Linked DNA regions of Mus musculus: regions 1 and 2 are each linked to region 3. Evidence: chromatin loops called from intact Hi-C (ENCODE). Cell type or tissue: heart. All regions are shown on one strand. Links, peaks and the distances in the headings refer to the core of each region. The heading gives the core; the rest is flanking DNA. Region 1 overlaps St6galnac3 (ST6 (alpha-N-acetyl-neuraminyl-2,3-beta-galactosyl-1,3)-N-acetylgalactosaminide alpha-2,6-sialyltransferase 3). Region 2 overlaps St6galnac3 (ST6 (alpha-N-acetyl-neuraminyl-2,3-beta-galactosyl-1,3)-N-acetylgalactosaminide alpha-2,6-sialyltransferase 3). Region 3 has its middle 14 kb from the start of 5730460C07Rik.

Region 1 (2,500 bases), core at 1-2,500, 150 kb before region 3:
CAGGAGGTCTGACTTGTCACCTCAGCTCAGCAACTGACCAGTGGTGAGGCACCAGCTTCCCTTCTGAGGTCTGGTCTCACTGGCCTCACGGATCACCTGTCTAGGGCCCTCATAGCTCATGGCCTCAGGAATGTGGCAGAGGGCTGAGTGTTCCACTCTAATGTCCTCAGTTTCTGTTATGTGGGTGCCTCTGCCCATCTCAGAGGCTCTAGGCTGGTGAAGCCTGCACCCACAAGGCAGGATAACCCAGAGGCTTCCACCTGCCTGGACAGAGTGGAGTTCCAATCCTCAGCAGGGTCTGCTGCTGCAAGGATTGCTGGTCCGGAACACACCCTCTCTGGTCTTCTGTCCCACTCCTCTCTATACAGTTTTCTGGTACTATCGCCCACAGCAGGCTCTTGAACTAGAATCCTTTGGAAGAAATCCAGATTGAAATAGAGACAGCATGGCTTTCTAGCAATCCACTCTGTAACACAAGAACTAGTTCATTTCTGTCCAGAGCTGACCCCAAAGCAACCTTAGGGGGAAAGCCTCATTTTAATACGGCTCTGAAGCTCTGGCTGATTCCTGGTGGCTCTCAGCGATGAAAAGTGACACTACTCTGTCACCTGCTCTGTGTGCTAGGGACCACTAGTGCCACTTCTCTCTTAGAAAGGGCCAAAGGCTAATGTCATGAGAAAGCAGGCCAAGTCCAAGGTGGCTGACGCAGGCCTTTGAACCTGCGCTTTCACAGTCCACGGACCTGAAATGTCAGTGCTCCCTGACAGTGGTGCTAAGGGAACAACTGCTCGACCAACTTCGATTATCTCTGGTAAAAAGAAGCCAAATTCACAGGAACACGGAGCCTGGCATCCTCTGTCCGGTGTAAGCGGAGAGCTGGGGCGTCTCTGAAGCCGCCTAGGAAACACACTTCTGGGCGTGCCTGTGAGCATCGGCTGAGGTGGAAAGACTCGCTCTATATGTGTCACGGGCTGTCTCAAACAACCACACAGCTACTGGCCCCCAACCTGCTGCACCGAGCAGCCACCACTAGAGGCCACCACACGTACCTCTGCACCTGAAACCCTTCATTAACATCCTCCAGATAACTCAGAAGTGAGACTCACGTTGCGAGTGAATGCAGTCTACAGATACGCAAATTCACACCTAAGGGAAGGTCTCAGTGCCCTGCCAACGCATACACTGAACAGAGGGCAAGGCCACTGTGGCTGTACAATGGAAGCTGACAGCAGTCCCCACTACATCCACCACGCCATGGATGTGGAAGAGAGTAAACAGGCTAACACCTTAGGGATACACTAAGGCAGGTGTGCCTGGGAAGACGGCAGAAAGCAATTAGGGAAGAAGACCCAACCCAGGCTGAGGATGAAGAAACCTCATGGCCAGCCCTGCTCACAGGTAAGAGTGGGGAGCCTGATGTCTGCCGTCGGCCTTGCCTAACACCATTAAGGGGGGAATGTAAGCTGGAACAGAGTGGGAAAGGTTAAAGAGGAACGTTGAGGCTAACTTGAAAGAATCATGGCTTTCACACCAGAAACTGGGCATAAAAGCAGCTCACCAGGCTGGTGACTGATGGAGCCATCCTGACAGGAACCACAAAGAGGCTCTTAAAGGGAGTCTGTAAGAAAGCGTTGGATCAGTGGAGCTGTCAGACCTGAGACAACCCAGCCCAAATGCAGTGTGCCACACTGTCCTGCCACTGTAGCTGCACGGGTAGGTCACCCTTTCACCATGCAGCACCTCACTCGTGAGAGCAAGCATCTCAGGCTAGCTCCAGCCCGCAGACAGACCCTTGTTCTTTAGCCTCTTGCTGTGTCCCTCAGCAAATGTCACTCAGCACACCAGACAAGTCCTGGAGCTCCCTATGACCGGGTCAGTTATAATATGTGGACGACACTTGCACAAGCCTGCCTGCTACAGCCTAGGTAGCCACAGGTGACAAGTGGAGAACAGAGAGGATGCAGATCAGGCAGGGCAAGAAGGGCTAGCCCAGTCAGGACGATGCTTACCTTGCGAACATACGGGGCGGAATTCATCCCCAGAGCATATTACTAATGTGATGGACCTTTGTTACCAAAGAACTGTACTTAGAAAAGGAAACAAACTTCAGAGAAATAAAAATCCCAGCAACAGCCCCTGGAGTATAGGAGGCCCCGCCACAAGGCTCGTGAAGAAGTGGAACAGAGGCCTCAGCACAGTCCACTCAGTCCACTGTCAGCCTGAGACGCCCGCCAAGCTGGCTGGCTGAAAGAACATGCTGGGTCTGTTCTGTTTGCTGTAGTTTTCTGAGCAGGCTCCATGGTGAGCGAAGAGGCGAACAGGAATCTTCCATTATCCCTTTCAGCTGAAAAGAAACCTCACCACAGAATGCACTTACTGTGAAAGTTGGTACAAACAGCAGCCACGGGGAGGTCGCGATTAGAGGAGGCTTCCAGGGAGAACGGCTTCTTAGAGAGTTGGACTCTGATGGGCAGAGGGAGATGGTGACGGGTGAGGGGTG
Region 2 (2,500 bases), core at 1-2,500, 130 kb before region 3:
CATGACCCAACCCCCCTTCCTTCTCCACCATCCTGTTGCCAGGCACTGTGTCACAGCAGTGATGACTGAGGTCTGACCCAGGTCCTGACCCAAGGTCCCCACTTGTCCCCATTACATGCTGTTCCTCAGAGACACATTTATAAGGAAGCTTCTATGTACAAAGGGCTCTCACAAGACTGGGGGTGTACTTTATAACGAAGCTATTTACTTATAGGAATCACGGTGCGGGAGGCAGGAGAAGGAGAAAGACCTTTCCATTAAGGTAATTACTTGGCAAGTTTTGTGATTAGTCATTCATTCCAGTTGAAACAGGGCCCAAGGTAGATATACACCCAAGAGGAAGAGAACGAAGAGGAAGAGGCGGGAAGAGACGGAAGGGAACTAAGGAGGAGCACATGGGGAGGAAGGGGATGACTGAGAAAACAGACTTCTCTGCTTTAGTTTCTCTTGAAAGACTAGAAGTAACTTATCAGCAAGACTCTCGAGATAGACTTCTAAAAAAAAACATATCTCAAAGCAAAGCAATGAGGCCCTTTCCTATGTGAGGGAGGCTGTGGTGGTAGTGGTCGAAGGTCTGTATTATCTTGCACATCCAGTTAGATTTCCAGACCAAATCCGAGGGGAGCCGCTGTATCCACCAGCAGGAGGAAGATTTACACAAACTGAACGAAGCTTTCCACAGGGCCCCCACTCAACTGACTTGTCCATCTAAACGAGATCCTAACACAGAGGCGCAGGATAAAAGCGGGAGCTGGTGCGGTGAGCACCAAAGGAAATCTGGCCGCGCCACAAGTGGTAAAGACTCCTCAGGAAGATGTCATTATCAGTATTAAAGACAAGGCAGAGAAACGCACACCACCACCCAGGTGCATAGGGCTCAGAGGATGGCAGAAGCAGTTAGCAGAAAAGGCTCAGAAGCCATCTACATAAGGGTGCGCTGTCCACTGATGGGAAACGCCCTCTCTGTAACACCCGCTCCGATCTCAGTGTACTCTAGGCACTAAAATAACATGTCAAGGGGACTTTATGACTCTTTCCAGATGGACCACAAGACTTCACGCTGCCAACTGAAAGTGATTCAATAAGAAGCGGAGTCTCAAAGCTGAGCAGGGTGGAAGGGTCAGCACTGTGAGGACCACTGTCACTTCCAGCAGGGGGCGCTGTGAGGGGCACGCCAAGGAGTCCCAGAGAACGGAGACCAACAGCCAACCAGATGCCAGAGAACAGAGGCCAACAGCCAACCAGATGCCAGAGAACGGAGGCCAACAGCCAACCAGATGCCACTGGCGGGCAGTCTGCACCGTGCTGACACCTGGCGAGCACCTGATTGCCATCCCTGAAGCAAAGGAGCCAGGGAATTGATTTCTTGGCCCTTTCGTTGCACATACGGAATCCGGCAGGCACAGGACTTGACTGCTCCCGCTGAAATAAGCTCAGAGAGGAGCTGCCCCAGAGAAATGTCACTCAAGCCACATGTGTGGCTTTTAATTGTCTAGTAACAGTAACAGCTTTAACAAGAAGTAAAAGGGAAACACGTAAAATTAACTTTGATATATCTCATTTAATCCATACATGTAAGATATTCAAGTAACCAATAATAGAAACTATTAATGGAATGTTTATCTTCGTTTATTTTTTTTAAATTTACTTTTTTTTTAAATAGTGAACAAGTGCTCTCTTCAAGGCAGGGAAATAGAATTACAAATCCAGAAGGACAATTGAGGAACCTTTAAAATATATTTTTTTAATGAATTTTTCTGAAAATTTCTTACAAGGTGTTTTCATCACACACACACACACACACACACACACACACCCCTATGGTGTGCACTTCTTCCAAATGCACCCCCACCTCCTCGCCCCGCCCCCACCATCACAAAAGGAAAAAGAAAGTTAGGGAAGCAGGCTGACTGTGGTCTGTGCTTAACAATACAGCAAATGGCACCTTCTTTGAAATGGAAATCAGATGGGGGGCGGGGGAAAGAGTCAATACAGCTTGGCAGGGCACAGTAGGTGGTAGGCCCAGCAGGGCCTCACTGAGGGACGTGCTGCAGCATCGGGGAAGGTCAGGTGGAGCACCAGGCAAGGTCAGGTGGAGCAGCTCACCATGGAGACACGCCACGATCCAGCCTGGTCCATGTCTCCATCCAGAACTGCTCAAAATCTTTAGTCACCTTGACAGAACAGGGCATGGCTTTCCAAGGACGCTAACTGGACTTCCCACCTGTCTCTGACTCCCCAGCAATAAAGCTGTTCCCAGGAGGAAGGAGGAGATGAGGGCCAATGCCCACCGAGGGTCACCCTGCCCTCCAGCCATCAGCAGAAGTCCAGGTAATGTTGGCTTCCTCCCTTCACCAGCTTCTGAGCCTCTTACTGCTGTGTGAGAAGTCACGTTCTTTTACTCTTTGGAGAACATCTAAATTGTTAGAAACCTGACCCTGAGAAAGCACGAGAATAAATAAAGGAAACGTTGATCCTGATGCCGGTGAGGTAGAAGCAG
Region 3 (8,543 bases), core at 3,550-6,049:
AAGTTAAAGCAAGGAAAATGGCAGGATGTGGCGAGATGTTAGTAGTTTCCCTGTGAACAAGGATGTGCTGAGAGTTGGCATAAGTGATACTGGGAGCTAGAGAGATGGCTCGGCAGTTAAGAGCATTTGTTGCTCTTGCAGAGGACCCAGGTTCTGTTCCAAGTACCCACCTGGTGGCTCACAACAATTTGTAACTCTGGTTCCAGTGCCTTCTTCTGAGCTCTATAGACAGCAGGCATGCACGTGGTGCACATACATATATGCAGGCAAAATGTTCATGCACATAAGTAAGCTTTAAAACAATTGATGCATGGAAATACGTAGGGCAATCCCTGATGTGTACAGTAACTACATATAACTATATAATTGTATATAACTTTAATAAGAGTTATAATCACTAAAATAACCATTTTAATGTTCCCTGTGAGATGTGGAGAATTAGGGAAACCCCACAGCACTATGGTGCCATCTTCCTAACCCAGTGATGCCAGGGTTAAGTGAAATAGCCAATATGTTGTGGGAGTTTTACAGAGAATAAAGCATATCCCTCTAGTGTCTAAGTTGGCAGCTGTGATCACCTTTGTGATCTGGATTCCATTTCCTACAATCATTTGCAGGTGTACCATGAACTTTTCGTATGCTGACTTCAGAATAGCTAACTAAGCTGGAAAGCGTAAAACCTGTTAGAACAATAATTCCCTTACAGCATTAGACAGGACAGGTCCTGTTATCCTTCCGACACCCACCTCAGGCACTGCTGCCGACCGCATCACCACCGGCTACACAATGTGTTGTGGTGTCCACGTGGAAAAGCAAGCAGCTTTGCCAGTTTAAAATAGATGAGATGGTCACCTGGATTTGCTTAAAGAATCCCAACTCTCTCTATATGCGATAATTAAAATGCAACATGGCATGTGTATCTCTCTATATATGAGTGTGCACATATGTGTGTGTGTGGTCACATGTGTGCGCATGTGGAGGCCAAAGGTTAACTTTGAGAAGCTTCTTCGTCATTCTCCACCTGACATTGTTGAGACTGCTCTGTCACTGAAGCTGGTGCTCTCAGAGTTGGGGAGACTGGCTGGCCCTCGGTGCCTCCCACCCTGAGCACTGGAGATAAAGACACGCACTGTCATGCCTCATTTTTACCTGGACACCAGGGATCTAGCCTCAAGGCACCATACTTTCAAAGTAAGCATTTTATCCAATGAACCACCTCCACAGTCCCAAAATATTTTAATGTGTAAATGCATAAAGTGTATGAAATCTTTTGTTTATTGAGACAGAGCTGAATTTTCTGGACCAATATTTCAAAACATGCAAAATAAGATTCAATAAATAAGAAGTTCCAGGCATTTTGGGGACACAGGGGATTCTAAACGGAAGTCAAACACAGACCACTTAGCATCATTTTCCGACTGAAATTTTTCTTTGGTGCTGATGTGACTTAAGATCTGTTGCAGATTGAGTCTGGTCTAGGTTCTGTACTCTAGAATGAGTGTACTTAGCTGGGGAACCTGCAAAAATGGTGTATGGCTTTCCTTGTTAATAAATATCAGTTTATTGAGGGCTCTTCTATGGCAGCAAAATCACAGAGCTGTGTTCCATGTGGGTGGAACAGACAGCAAGGACTTGGCAAGACTAGACTTCATCTTGCTTTGCCATTGTGGGGACACAGACAGGCTGGGAGGCCACCATATGCAGAAGCTGGCCTTTCCCTGAATCTTACTCCTCTGTCAACGTCACCTTCTGTCCTGAAAGACCCAATTCAAAACTGATTCTTTATAAAAGGATTGAGACAAACATCCTTAAAGATGCATAAAATCAAATGCTGTTTGAATAACCTGAGAAAATTGTGTTTTAATTTTTGATAAAACTATCCTGATGCTCCTCATGGAAATAGCTCCAAGGAAAATCTTGTTAGAGGCCTCTGGCTTCATGGCTCAAAACAGAGGTAAGAGACCAAAAAGAGCATTGCTGTATAAACTGATTTCATAGCAAGTCAAAGTCACTGACTCTAAGATCCTAGCTGAAAGGGGTTGGAGCAATGGCTTCGTGGTAAGAGCACTGGCAGCACTTCTAGAAGACCCAGCTTTGATTTCTAGCACCCATATGGAGGCTTATATTGATCTGCAATACCAGTCCCAAGGGATCTGGTGCTTTCTGGCCTCTGTGGGCACTGCATACATGCAAACAAAACACCCACACACATATAAGAAATAAATAAAAATTTAAAAACTATAATGGAATTGAAACCATAAAAAAAATTTTTTTTAAAGATCCTGACTGAGTGGTATCAGTGAAGGAGAACATGCATTCCCTGGCTCTGACAACAGACATAGATTTGAGAGAGACTCAGAAGATAGACTACTTAAAAGAATGAAGTCAGTTGGGTCATTACATTAAGTCAAAGATAATACGTATGATATCTATTTTCACGCATGTGCGCACACACCACAGACACACAGTCTGACTATATCGTTACGTCCATGCACGTATAAATAGGATAAACAGAAGAGTGGAGTTACTCTCCAGTTTTCTCTTTTGAGCTTTGAACCCCATCCCTCACTCCCAAGTATATCCAGCCCACTCTAGACACTCCTGCATCTCTATCCCGCCAGCCTTTCTCTGGGTCTCTCCATGTCTCATGTTCCCAATCTCCATCTCAGAACCATGGTCTAAATTAGAGAAAATTAACTCACTCAAAGATCTCTGGGCAGTCTGATATCAGATTCTGTTTTCTGCAGGGAAAGTAGCTATAAATCAAGATTTCGAAGTGAGTCTTGGATTATACAACAATTAATTTTGAGAAAATAAGATATTACAAATGGAAAATATTCAGAAACCCCTCTATCAGGAGCCACGTTGTCCCTCTAGCCTTCCTCCCTTGGTTCACAACTTGTCTTACAACTGTGGAGAGAATCAGTTGCTTATTAAGCCATGGCCTGGTGAGGAAGAAATCGTATATGGGGCATGGTCAGAATAGCAGAATGAACTTTTCAACAAAAATGTCAGCCCTGTATATGCTGGAGTTTCTAGAAGATGTTTCTGCCCAGCTACACGGGGAGGCTCTGTAACCACACCTCTGCTAGAGATAGCTCAGAAATTTCTAAATAATTCTCTTTGAGGGTTGCAGCATAGCAATATCTGTAGCTTGAAATACATCTCTGAACTTTTGAGTGTGTGTGGTTTTTATTTTTAAAATCCATTAAAAGTCATTTGAATTTAAATATAGCACTCAAACTTGGTTAAGTATCATCTGAGGTCAAAACAAAATATAGCTTTAAAGTCCTCCCCAGGATGAGTTATTCTTCTGCCTCTTCCATTGGATGATGCTGGAGTCTACCCACACATAAAGAATGCTGCGTGCTAATGGGAAGAGATAACATGGTTCCCAGCTAGTTCGGAAAGTCATTTCCTTCTTCTTCATTTTTTTTTAAACTCTAATAACAATTTTAATTTATTATGTATTTTTGAATGTATTTGATTTTTGAGGTTTACTTTTCTTTTTTATTGGATATTTTCTTTATTTACATTTCAATCCTGGTTTTCCCTCCAAAAACCCCCTATCCCTTCCCTCTCCCCTTGCTCACCAACTCACCCACTCCGATTCCTGGCCCTGGCATTCTCCTATACTGGGGCATAGAACCTTCATAGGACCAAGGGCCTCTCCTCCCATTGATGACCGACTAGGACATCTTCTGCTACATACGTAGCTGGAGCCATGAGTCTCACCATGGTTGGTGGTTTAGTCCCTGGGCACTCTGGAGGATCTGGTTGGTTCATATTGTTATTCCTTCTATGGGACTGCAAACCCCTTCAGCTCCTTGGGTCTTTTCTCTGGCTTCTTCATTGGGGACCCTGTGCTCCGTCCAATGGATGGCTGTGAGCATCCGCCTCTGTATTTGTCAGGCACTGGCAGAGCCTCTCAGGAGACAGCTATATCAGGCTCCTGTCAGCAAGCTCTTGTTGGCATCCATAATAGTGTCTGGGTTTAGTGGTTGTATATGGGATGGGTCCCCAGGTGGGGCAGTCTCTGAATGGTCATTTCTTCAGTTTCTACTCCACACTTTGTCTCTGTAACTCCTTCCATGGGTATTCTGTCATTTCAACACGTGAAGAGTAACCGTAGGATCTCCTTAGATTTCTACTTCAAACAGAAATGGACTGATATTTTTTATATATCGATATTCTGTTTGTTTATTTGTTTGTTTGTTTGTTTGTTTAACAAAATTCCTAGGCAGGCAAGGTGGCTCGGTGTGTAAAAGTGCTTGTCCCACAAACCTGAAGGTCTGAATTCAATTCCCAGAACTCAGGTAAAAATGGACAGCGCAGTGGAGCATGTCTGTAATTTGGCCCTTCTACCACAAGATAAAACACGGAGACACGGAGACACGGCGAGTTGCCTGAAACTTGAAGGTCAAGTAGGCTGGAGTATGGTGCACAGCATCAAAGAAAGACCCCACCTCAAACAAGGTAGAAGGTGAGAACTGACTCCTCAAACCTGCCCTGACCCCCACATGCATTCTCTGACGTGTTGTGCTGTGCTTGCATGCACGTGTGTTCACACACATCCCACACACATTTTGCTTGGTTGGTTTTTGAGGGTTTTTTGGATTGTTTTTGTTTTTGTTTTACAAACAAGAGGGAAAGGAGTACTCCTGAAGGTTAGTATGCCCGGGCCCAGCCCCTCTGTCTGGATTAGCATACTTGGAGGAGGAATGCTGGTAGGCTGAGCTGGCACGGAGCCAGGTTTCCTTGACAACTCGCTCTCCATATCTGACAGCAGGCGCCACCTGCTGTCCACACAAAGCAAGCACAACAGGCGGGCATCCTGCTGGAAGTCTATGAGGGAGATGCAGGTGTATTATTTATGCTGGCAGAGGAAATGCCCAGACTGGAGTGAACTAGACAGGACCAAAAAGGCTGGAACCAGGAAGAGGTGTCTTCTTGCCCACACGGGATAGGTGGGTTGCCATGAGTGACCGTGATGTAACATACCTGACCTATGTACGTGGGGATGTCTGTGTGTGTGTGCACATACATGCACATGCATGTGGAAACCAGGGGAAAACCTTTGTTATTCTTTAAGTGCTGCCCACCTTGTTTATTTTTTGTTTGTTGTTTGTTTTTTAATGACAGGAAGACAAGGCTCCTCACTGGTCTAGCCCTTGCTAAGTAGGCTAGCCCGACTTGCCCGTGAGCCTCAGGGATCAGTCTGTCTCTACCTCTGCAGCACCAGGATTATAAGCTTGTCATATCACCATAGCCTTTTCGTTTTGGTTTGTTTGGGATTATCAAGACAGGGTTTCTCTGTGTAGCCATGGCTGTCTTGGAGCTCACTCTGTAGACCAGGCTGGCCTCAAACTCAGGCTGCCTCTGCCTCCCTAGTGCTGCTAAAGGCGTGTGTCATTGCCACTGGGTGGATCATCCTGTTGTTAGAGCCAGCACTTCTCTGACTGAGATACCATCCCTGCCCATTGTAGAAAACACAATGTTCCTGTGTACAAAGCACAGGAGCGGAAGTCAGGTGATCTTATCGTTTCTGCCTTACCATTCATCAGCAGTTGATCCATGGCAGAGGCGTTGGTAGGTAATTCTGTCTATTCCCTTCATCGATGGTTTAACTCAAACCTCATGAGGGGCACATGAAAGCCAAGGAGTTTAAGTTGTTGTGGAGACATTAACTTCACACTAGGAATGAGCTCAGAAAGGTTAAGTAAGTTTCCCGAACTCACACAGCTTGTTTGGTGGTTTGAATAAGAACGGCCCCCATAGAATACTTGGCTCATAGAGAGTCGCACTTTTAGGAGGTGTAGCCTTGTTAGAGGAAGTGCACCACTGGGAAGGCGGGCTTTGAGGTCTGAGGTGCTAGACCTAGTAGGTCAGTCTCCTGCTGCCTATGGTCAAGATATAGACTTCTCAGGTCCTTCTCCAGCACCATGTCTGCCTGCAGGCTGTCACACTTCCTGCCATCATGATAATGGACTGAAACTCTGAAACTGTAAGCCAGCCCCGATGAAATGTTTTCCTTCATAAGAGTTGCTGTTGTCTTGGTGTCTCTTCGCAGCACTAGAACACTGACTAAGGAAGCTCACATGTTTCAGAGTTGAAGTAGAAATTTTTCTACTTGCCCCTGGGTTGCTACTCAATTGGCTGGTGGCTAACAGTTGTTTACAAAGAAAGAAAAGAAGAAGTACCTGTGTGGCCTCAGTCCCCAAACGTCACCGCACAACACACACAGTACCACCCAGCCACACCCTAAGATAATGTGCATGACTTATGACTCAGGATGGCTGCATCTCCTTCCCATGCTCTCTCGATACTCTGGAAGTGGCAGCTGGAGGCAGATTTTAGGATGTTTGGCTCACAGAAAGTGTCATCTTCTTAGCCAAAGGACACAAAGGCAGAAGACCAGAAAGCAGGCAGGTGAGACAGTTCTGAGTGAGGAACAGCCCCTGTTCGGAACAGAGCTGCTCTGAGCCACTGAGGAAGCTTGGTTCTTTTGTGAATGTGTGATCTCCAGGCCTCGTCTAAACCCAACTGATCCCAGTAAGAGTCAGGGTTGCAGAGTTGTGCCCACCCGCTGCATTGTCCCCCGAAACATTAGCTATCTGAGTTTGTTTGAAGGCCAACAACCTCATCTAACCACAGCAGTGCACACTCTCCGTACTGCAGCACGCCAGCCAGTCGGCCCACAGCTGCACAATTTTCTTGAGCCAGAGACAAATCACAAACACAAGGAAAGAAAACACACCGAGGAAATAAGACTCTCCCCCAAAGTGGTGGCCTTTGTCTCCAGGAGCTGTTCTCTGACTCAAACCTCTGCTCTCTTGAAGACACATCTGGAAGTTTGATTGTTTCCATCTGGTAAACGCGCGGGCCGTGACACCTCTATCTCATGTCTAACTTTCAATTTAGACTCTTGAGATTACTAAGAACATTTCTCCACCTACGATCTGCGCCATCGAGAAGGTTGGAGTTCAGTGCAGGGATGTACATAACGAGGGCTCCCAAAGCAGCTTTAGAGTGAATTAGATCGTGTTTGTGGGTGCTCCATGGAAGCCGGATAGGACTGTGAACATGTCGAGGTTCAGCTGCTGTGTAGTGAGTACAAAGAAGTTGTCATAGGGGGCTGGTGAGATGGCTCAGTGGGTTAGAGCACCCGACTGCTCTTCCAAAGGTCCAGAGTTCAAATCCCAGCAACCACATGGTGGCTCACAACCATCCGTAACAAGATCTGACCCCCTCTTCTGGAGTGTCTGAAGACAGCTACAATGTACTTTACATATAATAAATAAATAAATAAATAAATAAATCTTTAAAAAAAAAAAAAAAAAAAAAAAAGAAGTTGTCATAGGCATGAGGTTACACTAACGCTCATAGGAAGCCCTAAAACGAATGTCTGGGAAGAGAGGGAAGGGAGTCACAGAAACAGGCAGGAGTGGAAAAGTTACTCCTCGATTCCCTCGCTTGAAATGGGAAGACCTGGTGGTTCTGAAAGCTCTGTGGGATTACCGGAAGCCTTGGCCTGACGTTTAGTGGCCGTGTATCCCTGACTGACTTTCCCCAACTCCTCTCGCCTTTCTGGAATAAGGACAATAGCAGCAGAGCAGACTTAGAGTGAGAGTCACATAATGTCACCAGAGCAGTGCCCAGAACAAGTAGGCGTTTAGTAATTAGGGCAATTATTATCATGCCAGGAGCCAGGTAAGGATTGAGACCTGTGATGGTTAAACATCATTGTCAACTGGGTAGAAGTTAGAATCACCATGGAAACCAACATCTGGACTCATCTGTGAAGTGTCGTATTGTACACTTCCTAATTCTGAAATAATTTTCCCTCAAGAAAAGTTACATGCATACATACATGCTACAGTGTAACACCGTTCATAAGATTTCAAAGATTTGTTTTGCCCAACAACCAATGGTCGGCATCTTGTCCTGCAGGTTGTACAAGGTGCAATATTAGCAATCTCCCAGTGACAGCTTTTGTAAACAGAGCCTCCGCAGGTCATGCAAGCATAAGCTCAGAGAAAGAAACAGAGTAGCAGCCTTAACATCTGTGTGAAAGCTTGTCTGAGAATAACAGTTCTACAGTTCAGGAAGCCAGTTACTTCTTTAACAGGAAAAGAAAAGCTCAGGGTCGCACACAGGTGGCTTTCACCATGGCAACACCGGGGGCTGGGGCACAGATACTCTCTTTATTACTTTCTGTAATTTCATCTCTAAAAACTCTATGTAAGCATGAAAGAAGAGAAATGCCCCGAGAGAAAGCAAAGGCCAGCGAGACATATGGGAAAGGCAGCCAGAAGCACACAATCACGATGAATTGTCTTTCTGGTGTGCTGTGTATCTGGCTTGTTAGCGTTTGGAGGAAGATATATGGATTTGGAGGAAATCTGTGCTTATTATAATGTGAAGGTGTAGTTATTGTTTTGTTTATATTTGTTGGGTTTTGGTATCAGTGTAAGGCTAGCTTCAAAGTTCTCCAGTGTTTTATGATAGCTTAGGCTGTGTATGCTTTTTGGCATGTGGCCATG

The links. Hi-C counts contacts between places; a loop is a spot of excess contacts. Peaks named below come from ENCODE experiments on the same cell type or tissue, not always from the same donor. Only the 100,000 strongest peaks of a DNase experiment are listed, where the experiment ranks them.
Region 1: a loop joins it to region 3, with 7 times the contacts of the local background. A loop is called at or near these places in 17 of 42 quality-filtered maps.
Region 2: a loop joins it to region 3, with 4 times the contacts of the local background. A loop is called at or near these places in 8 of 42 quality-filtered maps.

What each region holds. Positions count from the first base shown.
Region 1 is chr3:153,657,550-153,660,049 of GRCm38, forward strand. All of the region lies in intron 1 of St6galnac3 (ST6 (alpha-N-acetyl-neuraminyl-2,3-beta-galactosyl-1,3)-N-acetylgalactosaminide alpha-2,6-sialyltransferase 3), which reads right to left. Among named protein-coding and RNA genes, the nearest start is that of Gm52633, 63 kb to the left of the region's middle. In heart, for the core only: a CTCF peak has its summit at 1,035 (motif pointing right); no DNase peak of the experiment used is centred there; H3K27ac peaks cover 1,091 bases; H3K27me3 peaks cover 295 bases.
Region 2 is chr3:153,674,074-153,676,573 of GRCm38, forward strand. All of the region lies in intron 1 of St6galnac3 (ST6 (alpha-N-acetyl-neuraminyl-2,3-beta-galactosyl-1,3)-N-acetylgalactosaminide alpha-2,6-sialyltransferase 3), which reads right to left. Among named protein-coding and RNA genes, the nearest start is that of St6galnac3, 50 kb to the right of the region's middle. In heart, for the core only: a CTCF peak has its summit at 1,149 (motif pointing right); no DNase peak of the experiment used is centred there; H3K27ac peaks cover 444 bases.
Region 3 is chr3:153,801,762-153,810,304 of GRCm38, forward strand. No RefSeq gene overlaps it. Among named protein-coding and RNA genes, the nearest start is that of 5730460C07Rik, 14 kb to the left of the region's middle. In heart, for the core only: a CTCF peak has its summit at 4,805 (motif pointing left); a DNase peak (open chromatin) is centred at 4,770; H3K27ac peaks cover 2,367 bases.